Regions from separate parts of the Mus musculus genome. Here region 2 is linked to region 1. Evidence: chromatin loops called from intact Hi-C (ENCODE). Cell type or tissue: heart. All regions are shown on one strand. Links, peaks and the distances in the headings refer to the core of each region. The heading gives the core; the rest is flanking DNA.

Evidence for each region. A loop is a pair of places that touch in the nucleus more often than their neighbours do. Peaks named below come from ENCODE experiments on the same cell type or tissue, not always from the same donor. Only the 100,000 strongest peaks of a DNase experiment are listed, where the experiment ranks them.
Region 2: it touches region 1 in a loop (2.4-fold over the local background); 9 of 42 quality-filtered maps call a loop at or near these places.

Annotation. Positions count from the first base shown.
Region 1 is chr14:66,277,876-66,286,211 of GRCm38, forward strand. Ptk2b (PTK2 protein tyrosine kinase 2 beta) reads right to left here and starts at 3,177. Exons shown (of 31, transcript NM_001162366.2): 1 at 3,008-3,177. In heart, for the core only: a CTCF peak has its summit at 4,985 (motif pointing left); DNase peaks (open chromatin) are centred at 1,316 and 3,136; H3K4me3 peaks cover 2,817 bases; H3K27ac peaks cover 1,765 bases; H3K27me3 peaks cover 713 bases.
Region 2 is chr14:66,787,100-66,795,435 of GRCm38, forward strand. No RefSeq gene overlaps it. Among named protein-coding and RNA genes, the nearest start is that of Gm5464, 78 kb to the right of the region's middle. In heart, for the core only: CTCF peaks have their summits at 3,772 (motif pointing left) and 4,883 (motif pointing left); DNase peaks (open chromatin) are centred at 4,872 and 5,302; H3K4me3 peaks cover 216 bases.

The sequences.
Region 1 (8,336 bases), core at 103-8,102:
GAGGCAGAGATTCATCACTGAAGAAAAGGACCGTTTAATACAACCCATTAGTACACAAGGGAATCTCTCTCTCTCTCCCTCCCTCCCTTCCTCCCTCCCTCCATCTCCCTCCCCCCTCTCCCTCCCCCTTCCCCTCTCTTCTCCCTTTCTCTCTCTCTCTCCCCTTTTAGGAGGTCTCCTTAGGAATGTTCTCATTAAAGCCAGAACCTGTTTCACTGGGTGCCCTTCCTTCTTCTTGCCCCAGCTTGAGTTTTCTAATAAGGAAGTTATTATAAAACAAACGATAATGAAAACCTAATTTTATGGTGCATTTTTGGGTGTTTTGAGCACATTTTCTTTTCATCCATCCATATTTCTCTCCAGTTAATTAAGGTTTGAGCCAGTCCTCTCTCCCCACCTGCTGCCCTCCAGGAAGAGAGCCCTTTGTCTCTTCTGTCTTTGAAGCAGGGTCCTGGATGGGCAAGGAACCCTGAGGAAATAACTTTGTCTCACTCTCCCTCCCGCCTCTGTTGAGAGACAAACTTTTCTCACTAGAAACAGGAACCAAGCCAATGCAGGTTCCCTGCGGTCTCCAGACACTCTATAAATTCGAACAGGAGAAGATGGCACCCCAGGCACTTTGTGGATGCTCTTTCCGTCACTGTGAATGTGTCGTTTCAAGTTAATATACATAGCACTCAAGTGGGGCTTTCATACATTATCAAGGCTCCTACCCTAAACCTCGACAAATAGGCTCTGAGGCTCAGCGAATCCAACAGTTTCCCCATAGGTCTGAATCTAGGACCATTGGTCCAGTGTCTTTCCAAGTTACTACCAAGTGGACTAAGCTGCTTTCACGGTCCCTAGACCCTCCCTCGGCTGTGCAGATGTGTAAGCTGTCTGGGGTGCTGCTTTTCTTCTCTCAATAGCAATATCATGACCAGTCCTAGAATGAGCCTCCAACTGGACCTGTCAGGATTTGTCACAAAATAAATATGCCCTGAGCCTGCTCTTGAGGTGCTGGGTTAGTTCGCAGTCTAGACGGAAGAACATCAGCCTCCGCGTCCCAGACAGACTCAGGACATCCAGTAAAGCTTCAGATAAACTGTGAGTAACGCCGGAGTATTAGGTATATCCCAAATACTGCATGAGACATACTTAACGCTGAGAACCAAGTCTTCAACACATTTGTACATTTAAAATTCAAATCTGAATGCCCCATGTTTTCATTTGCTAAATCTGGCACCTCCATCCCGGAGTGGAGGCACCCTGGGAAGTTTCAAGCAGCCTGAGGTTCCAAGCTTTGCTCCTAGAGGAGTTGCCATGGCAGCCTGAGCACGCCTTCCTAGGCTGGGGAGCATCCTCTATTTAAGGTTGCAGCTCCTCCTGGCCCCTGAACTCTAGGCTCCTAACAAGATGGGCTTCTTGGCTACTTTCGGTTTCCCCGGTATCTCTTGCCGCTCTTAGCCCTTGGATTTGTACTTCTCAGGCTCTGACCTGCTTTCTTCTCCTCGGTTAGTTAATCCCTATTGATCTTCAGTTCTCTTAGTTGCTTCTGCCACAGATTCAGGACCTGTCCCTGCCCAGCCCTGCCCACCCTCTGGCACTGTAATTGGTGGAACTTCATTTCTTCTCACGACAGTCCCGCCCATCCTAGCTCCGCCCTAGCTGGGCAGCTGGAGCTACAGGCTCCTCCGTCTCCCCTCACCTGACAGGAGTACCTGGGTTCAGGAAGGATGCTAGTAAGTGAAAGAAAGAAGGCAGACTGTCCTGCCAAAGTTAGGTCTTTCTTATGAATGTGACTTCTTCCTTCCTTCCTAGGGTCGTGAGTCACTTTTCCCCCACCCCCTGCTCTGCATTTCTTGCGCCCCCGCCCCCACCCGGTAGCTACTGTGAACCGCAAGAGTTTGTTGACCTGAGCACACTGCGGCTGCCTGGTACCCCTACCCTTTCCAAACCATGCATTGTCTCAGCGGGCTCCAGACTGGTACAAGATCTGCTAAGGTTCTTCTCCCTCCTGCTTTCCAATTCTCCCGGGCTAATGCCCCCCCCCCACACACACACACCCAACCCTCAGGTCCCAGCTTGGTTTCTTCAAGGAGCACAGCGGAATCGGAATCTTGCTTCCAGTATAGGGGTGATGGGAGATATTGGTGTCATCTGGCTGAGGGTGAGGGCAGGTGGCAGGACTTGGTGGGCCTCAGAACGTCACCCATATGCTCGCTGTTCACCCACCCAAAGCTTTGCCCACGCACAGCCTGGCAGCAGGAACAGCAGCCCAGAACTTAACCCTCAAGGGGCATGGGGAAAGCAGCTTCAAAATGAGCCAGTGCGGCTGGTGTGAACTTTGGAACTTCAGCACGAACACACACGCACACACACACACACACACACACACACACACACACACACACTACACACACTACACACACTATGGTATGGTTCCTCTTGGAGAACCCCGTTTGTCTTAAAGCTCCAGCTTCAGGGAAAAAAAACAACAAACAAACAAAAACAAAACGTCCCAGAGGCTGGGGATAGGGGTGGTGCAGGGGTGGGAAGATAGGCCACATGGGTGCCGAAGGGCACTGTGGAGAAGAGCGCGCCGTGCCTGGGCAGAGGTCTGAGCTAGAGCTGAAGTTGGGTTCTGAAGCCCTCGGTTGGGTTCGGAGTTCCCAAATCCAACCTTTAGAGACAAGCATTGTTGCTGAGCCGATTTCAATCGTGCCCCTAGTCGCCCCTCTCTGAATAAGATAACAGGACAAAAAGGGAGAAACACCCTTTAGTCTTAAAAAGAACTCCAAAAATAGATGCCTTCTCTAGCGCCCTCCCTAACCCCCTAGCTCAGGGCGGCAAGCTCAGGGAAAGCACCTGCTCCGCGCCTCCGACTTTCTGGGTCCTTGGCTACCTTTCCAGGAATTCTCAAGCTTCCCGAAGGACTGGAACTGTAGACCCTCTCCAGCTTTCCACTTAAGTCGAGCGATCGAAGTGTCCCTGACCCCGGCGCTGGGTAGGAACACGCAGGACTTACCCTCGGGCGAGGCGCGGACTCGGGCCAGGGCTCCGGGCTGGGCCAGGTGAGCGCAGCCGCCGCAGGTAGGACGCGCGGCTCTGCCTGCAGAGGCTGAGTAAGAGGCTGACAGGTTGTTTTTCCCCCTCCTCCTCTCGGTCGTTAACCACACCCCTGCTGCTCTCCTCTCCACTTCCTTAAAGGGTGGGGTGTGCTGTCTGTGTGTGCAGGCTCCAACCTCTTACCATAAACTCTGAAATAGATGCCGCCTGCAATTCCTGGAGCTGCCCGGCTGACCCGGGGGCCAGAGCCCATTGCCTTAGGGCCCCAATTGGGGTCCTCAGGTGCTCCGGACCTCTTGCAGTTGGTTGACCTCCAACTCCTACCACACCTGGCTTCTTCCAGGCACCCTTCTCTGCAGCCTTTAGTCACCAGACCTGACCCATGTTCTCAGCAGTGGCCCCCATGGCTCCACACCTTGAAATGGCCCTCACCCTAGGTCAGATAAATATTAGGGATGCCCGATATGACTGGTACAGGATTGGAAACACCTAGGACTGGGTTTCTGAGCCCAGACCCTGGAGGACCAGAACACAGTCCCAAAACAGTCGGGGAAGGGGTTGGGAATGTAGCTCAGACGGTAGAATGTGTGTCTAGCCTGGATTCCATTCCCAGAACCAAAGGCATAATACTGAGTGTAGGTGGTGGATATCTGTAATTCCAACGCTCTGGAGGTCTATCCTTGGCTATGAGGTGAGTTCAAGATGAGGCTAGGCTGAAAGAGATCATGTCTCAAAAACAAAACAAAACAAAACAAAACAAACAAACAAACAAACAAACAAAAAAACCCCAAACCCCAAAACCCAACCCCAACCCAGCATTAATAACAACAAAACCAGAAAAGACTAGAGAAGCCTTACAATGATTTTCTTCTGTGGCCCTCTCCCTGCATCAGTTTGTATCCGTGACCCTCCGAAGAGGCTGGCCATCTCTTTACTGCATCAGTAAGGCAGTGGTACTTGAGGCAGATCTAAAGTACTAAGTTGCGACATCATTTACTTCTCTAGCCCGAGAAAGATTCTGACTTTCTCCTAAGTGGAGGTCAGTGAGCTGGACTTAGCAGGAGACCCTGCCCCAGACATCTTTATCCTGTGCCCTTTGGGGTTTGGGGTTTAGTCACAGTTCTGTCTCTGATAGTAGCAGTCCTGAGACTGCAACATCAAGCTGCCCAACTCCCTGTGAAAGCCACAGTTTTCATGATGACACTTCTTCACCCTACCCCACCTCCAAGTTCAACAGACCTGCTGCCCCAGGAGACCATCAGAAGCTACCAACACTCATCTTTCAGAGTGGTGGTGATGGCTTCTCAAGAGAAAGCAGACTTAATTAATTAAGAACTCAGGAGGCAGAGGCAAGTAGAATTCTGAGTTCAAGACCAGCATGATCTACTGAGTGAGTTACGGGACAGCCAGGCTACAGAGAAAAACCCTGTCCCGAAAAACCAATAGCAATAATCATAAAATCAATTAAAGCTATAAAGTTCATATGTCTTAAGATGTAACAAAATGTAGATTTTAGCTGTATCCTCCATGTCTACTAAAAACCCTATCTAAAGCTAGCGTCACCCACCCTCAAATGCCTCAACACCACAATATACCCTGCCATCTGCTGGGCCAGCAGGACCCTCTCTACCATCCTGAAGGGCCCCATTTATCAACTATCTGCACTCAAAGACAAGTGGAGGGGTAGAGTTGGGGGAGCAGTGAAGACTGTGAACAGCGTATGGGGTACATGACCACAGGACAAAAAAAACTACCAGAGGGTGTGAGCAGTGGGGTGGCGTAAGGTGTTGGCAGGGGGTGGCTTTCTGAATCCTTGCACTTGGGAAAGAGTGGGTAAAGCGTCTTGTGGTGTAAAGCGAGATCTACCTGAGGGAATGGCAGCTGGCTGACTGTTGAAGACTAGCTGGGTTTGTGTGTGCTGCCCTCATGTGGGCACACATATGAACTACAGCCATATCTCTGCTCTAGTAAGGTCTTCTGTTCTGTGTGCACACACGTTGTATTCTTTACCTGGCATATTATTTCCTTCAAACTTCTCTGAGCACTTTTTTTGGTCACTTCTTAAAAAAACGAGCATATTTCATTATAACAGGTACTCTGCTGCTAACTCACTACCCAGTGTCTTGCCTGTTGGGCTGGTGTTCACTCTCCTCCAGGGTTCTCACCCCTCCTACGCTGCCACCCTTTAGTACAGTTCCTCGTGTTGTGGTGACCCCCCCCCCCCCGCCCCGACCATAAAATAACCTTTGTTGCTATTTCATAGCTGTAATTTTGCTTCTGTTAAGAATCACAATGCACATATCTGTGTTTTCTGTTGATCTTAGGTGACCCTTGTGAAAGGGCCATTTGAGTCTCAAAGAGGGTCACAACCCACAGGTTGAGAACTGCTGCCCTAGACAGTCTCACTATTTCCTCTGGCTAAATAGGAAGAATAAGCAGCCAGCACCACCAAGGTCAATTTATATAATTATTAAAATCTATATTCTGCATATAAAAGAAAGCGTTTGATATTTTTCTGAGTCTGGCTTATTTTGCTTATCACAGTGATGTCCAGTTTCATTTATTTTTCAGAAAAAAAATGACATAATTGTTTGTTCTTCTCTGTGTCTGAATAAAACTCGTGTGTGTCTGTGTACCACATTGTCTTCTCTCACTCATCTGTTGGTGGACATCCATGTGGACTCTATACCTTGGCTTCTGTGCATATAGATCCAGCAAACATGGACATCAAGAGTCTCTGTGGTGTCTAACTTGTATTCTTTCAACTCTTTCCTCAGGATTTATGGCTGAATGACACAGACGTTTTCTGTTAACCAGCTAGCCTTAGCTGGTGAGATGGAATCTGAAAGTAGTTTTGTTTGTTTTGTTTTGGTTTTTTGGTTTTTTGTTTTGTGTTTGTTTTTCGAGACAGGGTTTCTCTGTATAGCCCTGGCTGTCCTAGAACTCACTCTGTAGACCAGGCTGGCCTCGAACTCAGAAATCTGCCTGCCTCTGCCTCCCGAGTGCTGGGATTAAAAGCATTCGCCACCACGCCCGGCTCTGAAAGTAGTTTTAATTGGCATCTCCCTGATGGGTAAGGATGTTGAACACCTTTTCAAGTACTTATTGATGGTTTTGTACTTCTTCTTTTGAGAACTGTTTATTTGTCCATCTATTGATCAGACAATTTAGTTTTGTGATGTTTTTGTAGTTCTTTATGTAGCTTGGATACTAATCCTCTCTGTCAGGTATGTAGCTGGCAGAGCCCTCCCCCACCTCACCCCTCCCTGCCCCACCCCATCCCACTCCCATTCTGTAGGATGTCTCTTCACTTCAGTGATTGTTTCCTTTGTTGTGCAGATGCTTCTTTTTTTTAAAATTTTTTATTAGGTATTTAGCTCATTTACATTTCCAATGCTATACCAAAAGTCCCCCATACCCACCCACCCCCACTCCCCTACCCACCCACTCCCCCTTTTTGGCCCTGGCGTTCCCCTGTACTGGGGCATATAAAGTTTGCGTGTCCAATGGGCCTCTCTTTCCAGTGATGGCCGACTAGGCCATCTTTTGATACATAGTGCAGATGCTTCTTAAGGTCATGTATTCCCATTTGTCAATTCTTGAGATTGACAGATGTCATAAGAACGTGGGAGCTTGTGTTCTTAGGGTCTAATTTAATTTAATATAATTTAAACTTATCCACATCTAGCTTACGAATGAATGAGACTCAGACTGTGGTTATTTTATTTGGCTTTGACAATTACTGGGGGTCACCACTTATCTACTTTTCTAATGGCTGGCCTGGCTTCTTCCCAGAGGTTTGCCCCAGATTCTTGTTATTACTCATGGCCAGGTGCTCACGGTCCATCTTCTTTCGTGGTGGCCTCCTTCCCATTCCCTTGTCCCTCTTCCTCTCTCACCCAACCAGCTAACTTAAAACCTACCTACCTCTAATCCTCCAGCAATGGGTTGTAGACATTTTTATTTAACCAATAGTTTTAAGTTAAGGAGCAAGTTTTGCACAGAAAAAGTTGGTAACTGTGGCTGGCAGCTAGACCTTCATTCAGGTAAGGAATTTAGCATTACAATACACAGCCAACAGACCAAACCTCAGCAGGTCCTGCTTCTACAGTCCTTGCTGGGACTGTGTCCTGAAGTGCTTTGCCTGTGCTTTTCTCTAGCACTTTCAAAGTTTCAGGTCTTAAGTTAAGGCCTTTGGTCAGTTTGAATTGCTTTTGTGTAGAGATAAGGATCTGGTTTCATTGTACCTGTGGAAATTCTGGTTTCCCAGCTCCCCTTCAGGGCCTTGCTGGTTCTCTGATGTGTTTTTGACAGTTCTATCAGAATTTAGCTGGCTGTACCCGTGCTTATTTCTAAGTCCTCCATCCTATCTATCCCATTGGCCTATGTGTCAGTTTGGGGCTAGTACTGTGGTTTTTATGACTACTGCTCTGTAATACCATTTGAGATCAGGTATTAACTCTGCCAGCCAGAGAAAGTCATGCTTGCAGAGAAAAATCACTCACTTTGAAAAGAGGCTCAAATCTTTATTCCTGAGAGGAAGGAAAAAGGAGAATCCTTTCCCATTGTCGTTCTTAGTTCTTATACTTTCTCAGGACAAATGACCACATGGTATGCCAAGTATCTTCATGTTGAAAAGTTCATCATAAATCAATAAGGAGATACAGAAGAAATGTTTCCATGTATTTCCATGTTCCTAACTAAACATTCATTATCCATATTCTAGCTCTATAAGTTCATTGAAAGTTTAAAAGCAATAATTTGATGTTAAATAAAAGTCAGCATGGTTTTGTCAAAAGGCAAATCATCTACCTTGTGTCTCATTAGTTTTGAAGTTTTGTATTGATAGTTCCAGCCAATATGTTATTTTCTGTCCTTACACCTACAATGAATTGCTTATGACCTTGTGTTATCAGATAATGGCTTCACAGCTAGCCTAGAAGGAATGTTTTCCTGATCGTAAATTTGTTCCAAGCCAGCTTTCTATATCCTAGTGCAATTAGTTCATGACACATGAAGATTTACAGAACTCTAATTGCAGCTTTCATACTATAGAGGGCTCAAAACTACGTGTATAAATTTAGGAGTTCTATAGAATCATTATTAGGAATTATGAAACCATCAGTTTGTCTACATAGCATTACAACAAGAGAGGACATCTTCATTGATTTGCAGGAAATCTACCCAATAGGGTGGGGCTAAGTCCCAGGAATCATTAGACTATTTAACAATGATAGGAAAGACATAACAACAACAAAAATCAATCCTTAGATGGGGTCTCTGAAGGC
Region 2 (8,336 bases), core at 162-8,161, 510 kb after region 1:
AACAGAAGCTGAGCTGAGGGGCACATGACAACCCCAAGCCAGGGAGCTAATGACATCCATGTTTTCTTATAATTGTCGGGGGGGGCTTTATTATCTTAAGGAGACCTCATCAATATGCCCAAGTTTTAACTCTTTTTTTTTCACTCTTCGTATATGATATAAATCAAATGCTCCTTTAATTGGACATATTTATAACCAGTAACAGGTCCAGGTTCTGACAGTTTTATGGGTGAGTCCATTTAGACTTTCAAATAGACAATTCTTCTGCTCTGTAACTAAACCACTCTGCAGCACAGAGCATATGGACACAAGCCCCAAATGATTTAACAGGCTGCTGTATAGACACAAAACTAACGTTATACATCAGAAGATACTTAGAGCTAGCCCAGGTGTAAACTGCTCAAAATGAAAATCGAAACAAGGTATCAACTTTGTCTTGCAAATAACATTGACTGCAGTGATCTAGTTTGCCTTTCAGTTACTGTAACTAACACTGACCAAAACCAACATGGGAGAGGAAAACACGTATTTGGCTTATAGGTTACACGCATTACATCATCCAGGAAAGCCAAGGAAGGGACATAAACAGAGACTATGGAGGAACACTGCTCACTGGCTTGCTGTTCATGGCTTGCTCTGTTTGCTTTTCCTTTCTTTCCTTATTTATTTATCCACTTAACATCCCAATCACATCCTCGCATCCTCACATCCTCCCTCACATCCTCCCTGCCCAACCTCACACAGTCCCTCTCCCATCCCTCATCCCTTTCTTCCCTGGGTATCACCCCATCCTGGCACATCAAGTCTCTGTAGAACTAGGCACATCTTCTCCCACTGAGGCCAGACAAGGTGTCTCAGTTACGTGACCAAGATCCACAGGCAGGCAACAGATTCAGGGACAGCCCCCTCCCCACTCCAGTTATTAGAGACCCTCAGTTTGCTTTTCTTCTTCAATCCAGGGCCACATTCCCAGGGGTGGCACTGCCCACACGAGCTGAATCCTCCCACGTCAATCATTAATTTAAAATATGTACCCCCAACTTGCTTATAGGCCAAGCTGATAGAGCCAACTCCTCAACTGGGGGTCCCTCTTCCCAGGTTACTACATTTGTGTCAAATTCACACAACCAAACAGCACATACAGTTAGAATTTGTCTCTTTTGTGGGTAAAAATGCTAGATGGTTGGTCCAGTAAAACTTGTTGAAATTAAGTGTCTCTTCTAAAAAAAAACTAACATTTTTATATTTACTAAAATCTTTACATTTATTTTTTACATTTACTTGGTGGCGGACTGCATGACACAGCAAGTATGAAAGTAAGATGACAACTTGTATGAGTTGTTTCTCTCCTTCCACCATATTGATTGTGGGGATCAAACTCAGGCTTGGCAACAAATGACCTTACTCACTGGGACATCTCACTAGTCCAAATTATATTGTCTTCAAATGACAAAGAATGTCTTTGTGAACCCAAGAGCCAATGTTATATCTACTTTGTATTTCTGAAAACATATTCCAAATAGTTTCTTTCTGATTTTTATTAGTAAGATTTTATTAGTAAGGACCATATAAGGTTCAAACTCTTAAAATTTGAATAAATGTGAGATATGATTCATCAAGCAAATGAAATACTGTATGCTCGATCACACATTGTAACACCCCCGTGTTCCCTGCCCATCTGACATATGGGACGATGCTTCCATAAGGTGGCCCGCCAGGAAGCACTTTATTGAAAACTACTTTAGAGAGTGTTGCAGTGATTGACTCCTAACAACGGGAAGAGAAGGGAAATTGCTGCCGGCTCCTTTATGACATTGTCCTAACAGTCCAGACTAAATAGCCCTTACCTAACACCGAGCAAGAGTGGACCTTAGGAGGGTGTGAATTGCTGACAGCTTGACCTGGTATCACTCATACAACATCCCATCCTGCAACACAGACATCTCTTCTCCAGAGTGCTGGGAACACAGTCCAAGATGGACCATCTTTAGGGCCAGAAAACAATGGAGGTTAAGCCATAGAAAGCATGTTATCTAGCCATACAGAAATCAGACTGGAAAGCTCTGTGAACCTTCCCCTCATTGGGAACTAAGAAGCATACGTACTGTAGCCCTGGCATGAAGACGAGTTTCATTTGTAAACCTAAGTTTTATTTGTAAAAATTCTAGTTTTTTGAAAGTTGATACTTCCTCCCCCCACCCCCCGAGACAGGGTTTCCCTGTGTAGTCCTGGCTGTCTTGGAACTCACTTTGTAGACCAGGCTGGCCTCAAACTCGGAAATCTACCTGCCTCTGCCTCCCAAGTGCTGGGATTAAAGGTGTGCGCCACCACCGCCCAGCAAGTTGATACTTCCTAAAAGGCCTTCGAACAAACTGAACTCCAGGTCTGACCAGCTGCAGTGGTAAAGTAACCACAGGTAAAAGAAGAAATCACACCAAGTCTGCACACGCTCTTTCAAAAAAATGGAAAGGAAAATCTGATAACAAGATATCCTATGAACTCAATACTACATTGACACAATCCAAAGACATCACTACTGAACTCTGCGATCTTCATAAATAGATGCAAAAAGTTTAGTGGATTGAACCAAATAATGTAAGAGAAGGCTACTATACCGTGACCAAGATTGGTTTATCCAGCAATGCAAAGTTGGTTTAGCATTTGAAAATCAAATCTGGAGAGTCGCTATGTTAACAACTTAAAAAAAAATCAACTCAATAGATAAAGAAAATGTGTTGGATAAAAGCCAAAGTCTATTACCAATTAAAAAAAAAATCTCAGCAATGAGTGGAGGGAAATCTTCATCTTTGTAAAGCCTGGTGCCCTCTACAAAAGATATAGTGAATCCACACTTGTAAGCATGTAGTCTACAAAAGATGTGAGGGGTTGGAGAGATGACTGGGCAGTTAAGAGCACTGACTGCTCTTCCAAAGGTCCTGAGTTCAAATCCCAGCAACTGCATGGTTATCAGTGCCCTTTTCTGGTGTGTCTGAAGACAGCTATAGTGTACTCATATAAATAAAGTAAAGTAAAAGATAAAAAAGGATACAATGAATCCACACTGTTATGTGTAGTCTACAAAAGCTATAATCAATCTACAGGCTGTAAAACATAGTCTACAAAAGATGCTGGGGATCCACAGAGCCTGGATGCTTTGCGCATAAGCTCAATCCACTTCTGAGCAATGTTCTAGGAAATGTAGTCCATGTGTTAAGGCTGAGACAGCACCAATGCCAAAGAAATAAGTAAAAATGCCTTCATTTGTAGACAACCTGATCATCTACATGCAATTCCAGGAAGGCTTGGGAAAAGGTAATGGAAGATTAGCAGGACTATAAGATCAGTATACAGAAATAATGTATAGAACTGGAGAAATGACTCAGCAGGTAAAGATGACCTGAATTCCACTCCCAGAACCTACATGGTGGAAGGAGAGGACCAGCTTTGAAGGTTGTCCTCTGAAATCCACACGTGCACACACACACACACACACACACACACACACACACCACAAATAAATAAGGGTGTTAAGGAGCTAGCTCAATGATTAAGAACATTTGCTTCAGCAGATCACTGTGAGTTCAAACCCAGTCTGGTCTACAGAGAAAATTTCAGGGCAGCACAGAAAAATCCTGTCTCGTAAGAAGCAAACAAACCAAAAAGAACATTTGATTCTTCTTCAGAGGACCTGGGTTTGGTTCCCAACCTCAAAATTGCAGCTCACAACCGCCTTACCTTCAGTGCAGGGGAACTGACTCCCTCTTCTGGCAGCCACAGGCATTACATGCAGGCAAAAAAAAAAAGATTCATATTTATAAAATAACTCTTCAAAACATAAAATGTAAAAAAAAAAAATTTTAATTAAATAGCACTATGTTGTAAACATTAATCCATAAGATTATGTATACAATGGAACTTATAATAACATTAAAATATGAGATATGGATAAATCTGAAAGGACATTTACTATTAGTGCATTAAAATGTACATGCTCCACTCTCTTAAGACAAAAAACCCTTACCTACCCTCATTTCAAAATCATACTGTTCAAAGAAATGAGACACAGTAATTTACTTAAAAAAAAAAAACAAAAAAAAACCAAAACAAACAAACTTCCTCAGCTAGGTGACCAAGAAAAAAAATTAAATACATTACGAGACAAAAGAGACGGCTCATTGGTTAATCATTTGCCACACAAGCGTGAAGACCCAGTGCAGCTCAAAAGAACCGGAAAAATACTGGGAGGGAAGAGGAGGAAGGAGAGGGGTGGGGAAAAAGAATAAGGAGGGAGAGGGGGAAGAGAGGAGACAGAGGAAGAGAAGGGGGATACTAAGGAGGAAGACTGAGAAAGGAGGAGAGGGAGGGGAGACTGGGAAGGGGAGGGGAAGGGGACGGGGGGGGGGAAGGAGGGGAGAGGAAGGTGGGAGAGAGGGAAGGAAGGAGGGGAGAGAGAATATGTGGCCACAGGACATCACCAGTTCTTAACCATTTTTGCCACTTAACAATTTTTTTAACCATATATTTTTGATCATGTTGTTCCCTTTCTTGGCTCCATCCCAATCCCCCCTTCCCACCTACATTTAAATTCTTAGTAGCATTGCATGCATCCTGTTAAGAGAACAAGTTGAGACTCTGAGCCAAACGGCTTGATGCATTCGATGACTTCTTAGCTGTACAACCCAGTTCTGGATCAAACAAGGTCCCTGAACGCCAGTTTTTTGTTTTGTTTTGTTGGTGGTGGTGGTTTGTTTTGTTTGTTTGTTTGTTTGTTTGATCCCACAGCTAGGAGCTGCTGGCCCCAGAGCAGCGGAAATCTCATGCGCGCTGGCTGTCTTCCTCTCAGGCTCGTGCAATGCCGCCATCTACAGGCAAATGGCACACACTGCACAGCCAAGGGCCATTCGTTCTGAATTCCCTAATCAACACCTCTCACTTCTGTCCACCAGGTCTCTGTGAAAGTGAAATTAAAGGCACCAGGCAAAGGGCTGTTGTTCTCCGGATGACCTTGAGGGCTAAGATGCTCATTCTGGAAACCCGGGAAGTGCCAGTATTTCTGTTTTTCGATAGCACACTGTTTTATAAGGTAAACCCCTGGACACTTAGCACCTGTTAGTGGAAGAAACTGTTAAGTGCTTTCGGGCAAGGAATAAAACGTGTTTCTGTCCTCAAGGATCTGATAGTCACATATAAAATAGAATGAGATCATGTGACTGCTAAACACCCACTAGACCTGGAGAGCAAAGGCTAATGATATCCCCTGGAAACTTCCTATGTCTGGCATGCGTCCTGGAACATTTTATAAGCCAACTCATCTGGACCTCACATGGCCGCCGCCCTTCAGAAGGCAAAGCTGAGAGCTTCCGTGAGCATCCTGCACCCTCAGCTCAGAGCTAGGCTAGCAGTGAGCAAGAACATAGACCGGTTTTTGCTACAAAGCATTGACTCCTCATCAGGTAACCAAATGCGGGGTGCAATCCAGTGTCTGACTCCTCTACTCTCGGGCTACCTGTATAGCTCTGCACATGGATATGTCAATCACTTAAGGACTGTCTGTCTAGCCTCACTTCACCCCCCTTCCAGTCTGAAAACAGGGGTCAGTTATTATCCTAAACGTTCAGTCACCTTGAACCTCTCAGGACAGACTGCTCCTTACAACTTCCCAGAGAACAACCATCAAGTAGAGCAAGCCTGCATCCTGAAATAAACATCTCCTAAGAGCCAGACTGATCCCCCTACGTGATGATAAATATCAGGACTCCTTTCAACCATTCTGAAGAACCTGAACTGGAACAGTGGCCAGGCAGACAATGCATGACGGTGACCATACACACCTCTTGCCCCTTCCCCCAATTCTTCTTCTAAGTTTAAACCTCAAGAACCTTCATGAGAGACTTGGGGCAACGCTGAACTTCTAGATGCGTTCCTCTTCCCACAGTGACCACAGCAATAGATCTCCTAACCTGGCTTCTTCCATTACACATCTCTTTCACTGGCATAGTATAGCGAGTGGCCCACTCTAGCCTCTTGGGTTTGCACATCCATGCACTGCCACAGAGCCCATGCCCATCCACACTGTCTCCGTTAGGGTTTCCATTGTTGTGATTGACACCAGGACCAAGGGAACTCTTATAAAGGACAGCGTTTAATTGGGGCTGGCTTACAGGTTCAGTCCAGTATCATCAAGGCAGGAACATGACAGCATCCAGGCAGGCATGGTGCAGGAGGAACTGAGAGTTCTACATCTTCATCTGAAGGCTGCTTGGGGAAGACTAGAAGCTAGAAGAAGTGTCTCAGAGCCCACCCCTACAGTGACACTTTCTCAAACAAGGCCACACTTACTCCAATAAGGCCATGACTCCTAATAATATCACTCAAACAATGACACACAGTGACTTTAGCAAAAAAAAAAAAAATGTCCAAGGCGGAACCCATGCATTTCAAACTTTGTCATTTACTGGGAACATAAGACTCGAGTTAGAGAAATGGCTCAGCAGTTACTAGTCTTCATTGCCTTTATAGAAAGCCTGGATTCAGCTGCCAGCACCCACATTGAGTGGCTTATAGCCACTTGTAATTTCAATGCTGACATCATCTTCTGACCTCTCTGGGCACCAGCACACATGGAGTGTTTATACATACATGCAGGCACTCACACATACACATAAAATAAAAATATTTTTTAAAAAGCTTTTGGAAGGCTTGACTCTTATTTAGGCTGTTTCCAAACCCATATTTAGAGATCACACTACCTGCCTTTCTTCGCCATGTTGACATTATTAGTACTCATGTAATCATTAGCTACAACTGATGGTAGCAGATACAGAGACCCAAAGCCAAACACTAGGCAAAGCCAAGGGAACTCCACAGAAGGGGAGGGAGGAAGGATTGTAGAAGCCAGAGGGGCCAAGGACACTAGGAGAACACAGTCCACAGAGTCAACTAAGCAGGACTCATAGAGGCTCACAGAGACTGAAGCCACAACCACAGAGCCTGCCTGGATCTGAGCTAGGCCCTCTACATGCATGTATAGTTCGGTGTCCTTGGAGGACTCCTAACAGTGTGAGCAGGGTGCCTCTGACTATTGCCTGGTCTTGGGACCCTTTTCTTTCTATTGGTTTATCTTGCCCAGTCTTGACATGAGGGTTTGTGTCTGGTCTTATTGTAACTTGTTACACCATGTTTGGTTGATATCCCTAGGAGGAGGCTTGCTCTTTCTTTTTTTAAAGAAACAGAGGAGGGGGGGTGGATCTGGGGGTGGGGAAAGTCAGGGGAGGCTGGGAGGAGAGGAGGGAGGGGAAATTTTGGTCGGGATGTAGTATATAGGAGAAAATGATCATTAGCCACTAAGACAAATGGAGGAATAGAGGACGGTATTGCAAGCAGATACTCTGGGGTTGAAATCCACAGAGATGTGTAACTGGCTCCAGGGTCTCAGAGCTCTCAGTCTACCACAAGGAATAACTCACCTCACTGGTCAGCAGGCGATAACACCCATATCTCACCCTTCATCTTTCTCTCAGGTGTGATTCCATCAGTTGAGACTTTTCTTGTTTTTCTCCTGAAGTCTCTAAACCAAGCCTCTCCCCTCTCCTCTAAATTCAAGGCATTGTCTTCATCCTGCCAAGCTCTTGAGCTAGCAAATGACATTGAACGTGACCTTTGCTCATCATTTAAGATGGATCTCTCTATTTGTTAAAGCAAAACACCTACAAAATAGGAAGAGGATACATATATCATCTCCTGGTTGGGCCACTTCTCAAGGCATGAGCCAAAGCATTAAGTTGCCAAAAGATACCTTTTACCTAGGCAGAAGATAGTGTGTTGTTTCTTTGTGATAAAATAACCTGGCAAAAGCAACTGAGAAAACGTGGATACATTTAGACTAACTGCAATTTAGAAAAAGTGGACTCACGCTAAGAGTTCCCTTCACTAGTTTTGTTCTACCCTATCTCTGATATTTAGTGATGGCTATCAACCACACAGAATCTAGAATTATCCTGCCGATTGTGCCCTCTGGCCATGCCTACAAAGAATTATCTTTATCATGTTATATGATCTAGGAAGACCCAGGCTAAAAGTAGGCAGCACCAATCCACATTTTCTGGCATGGTGACTGTCCCTAGCAGTTGTTGTACAAAGGTGGTGGTATCGGAAGGAGACTTTATTAGTGATGTTTCTGTACGAGAACACCTGAGAAAATCAATTTAAGGGGGAAAAGGGAGTTTATTGGGGCTTATGGTTTGAGGGTACAGTCTGTGGTGACAGGGAAGGAGGGCATGATGACAGGAGGCAGCTGGTCATATGGTGCTTGCAGCCAGGAAACAGAGCAATAAACT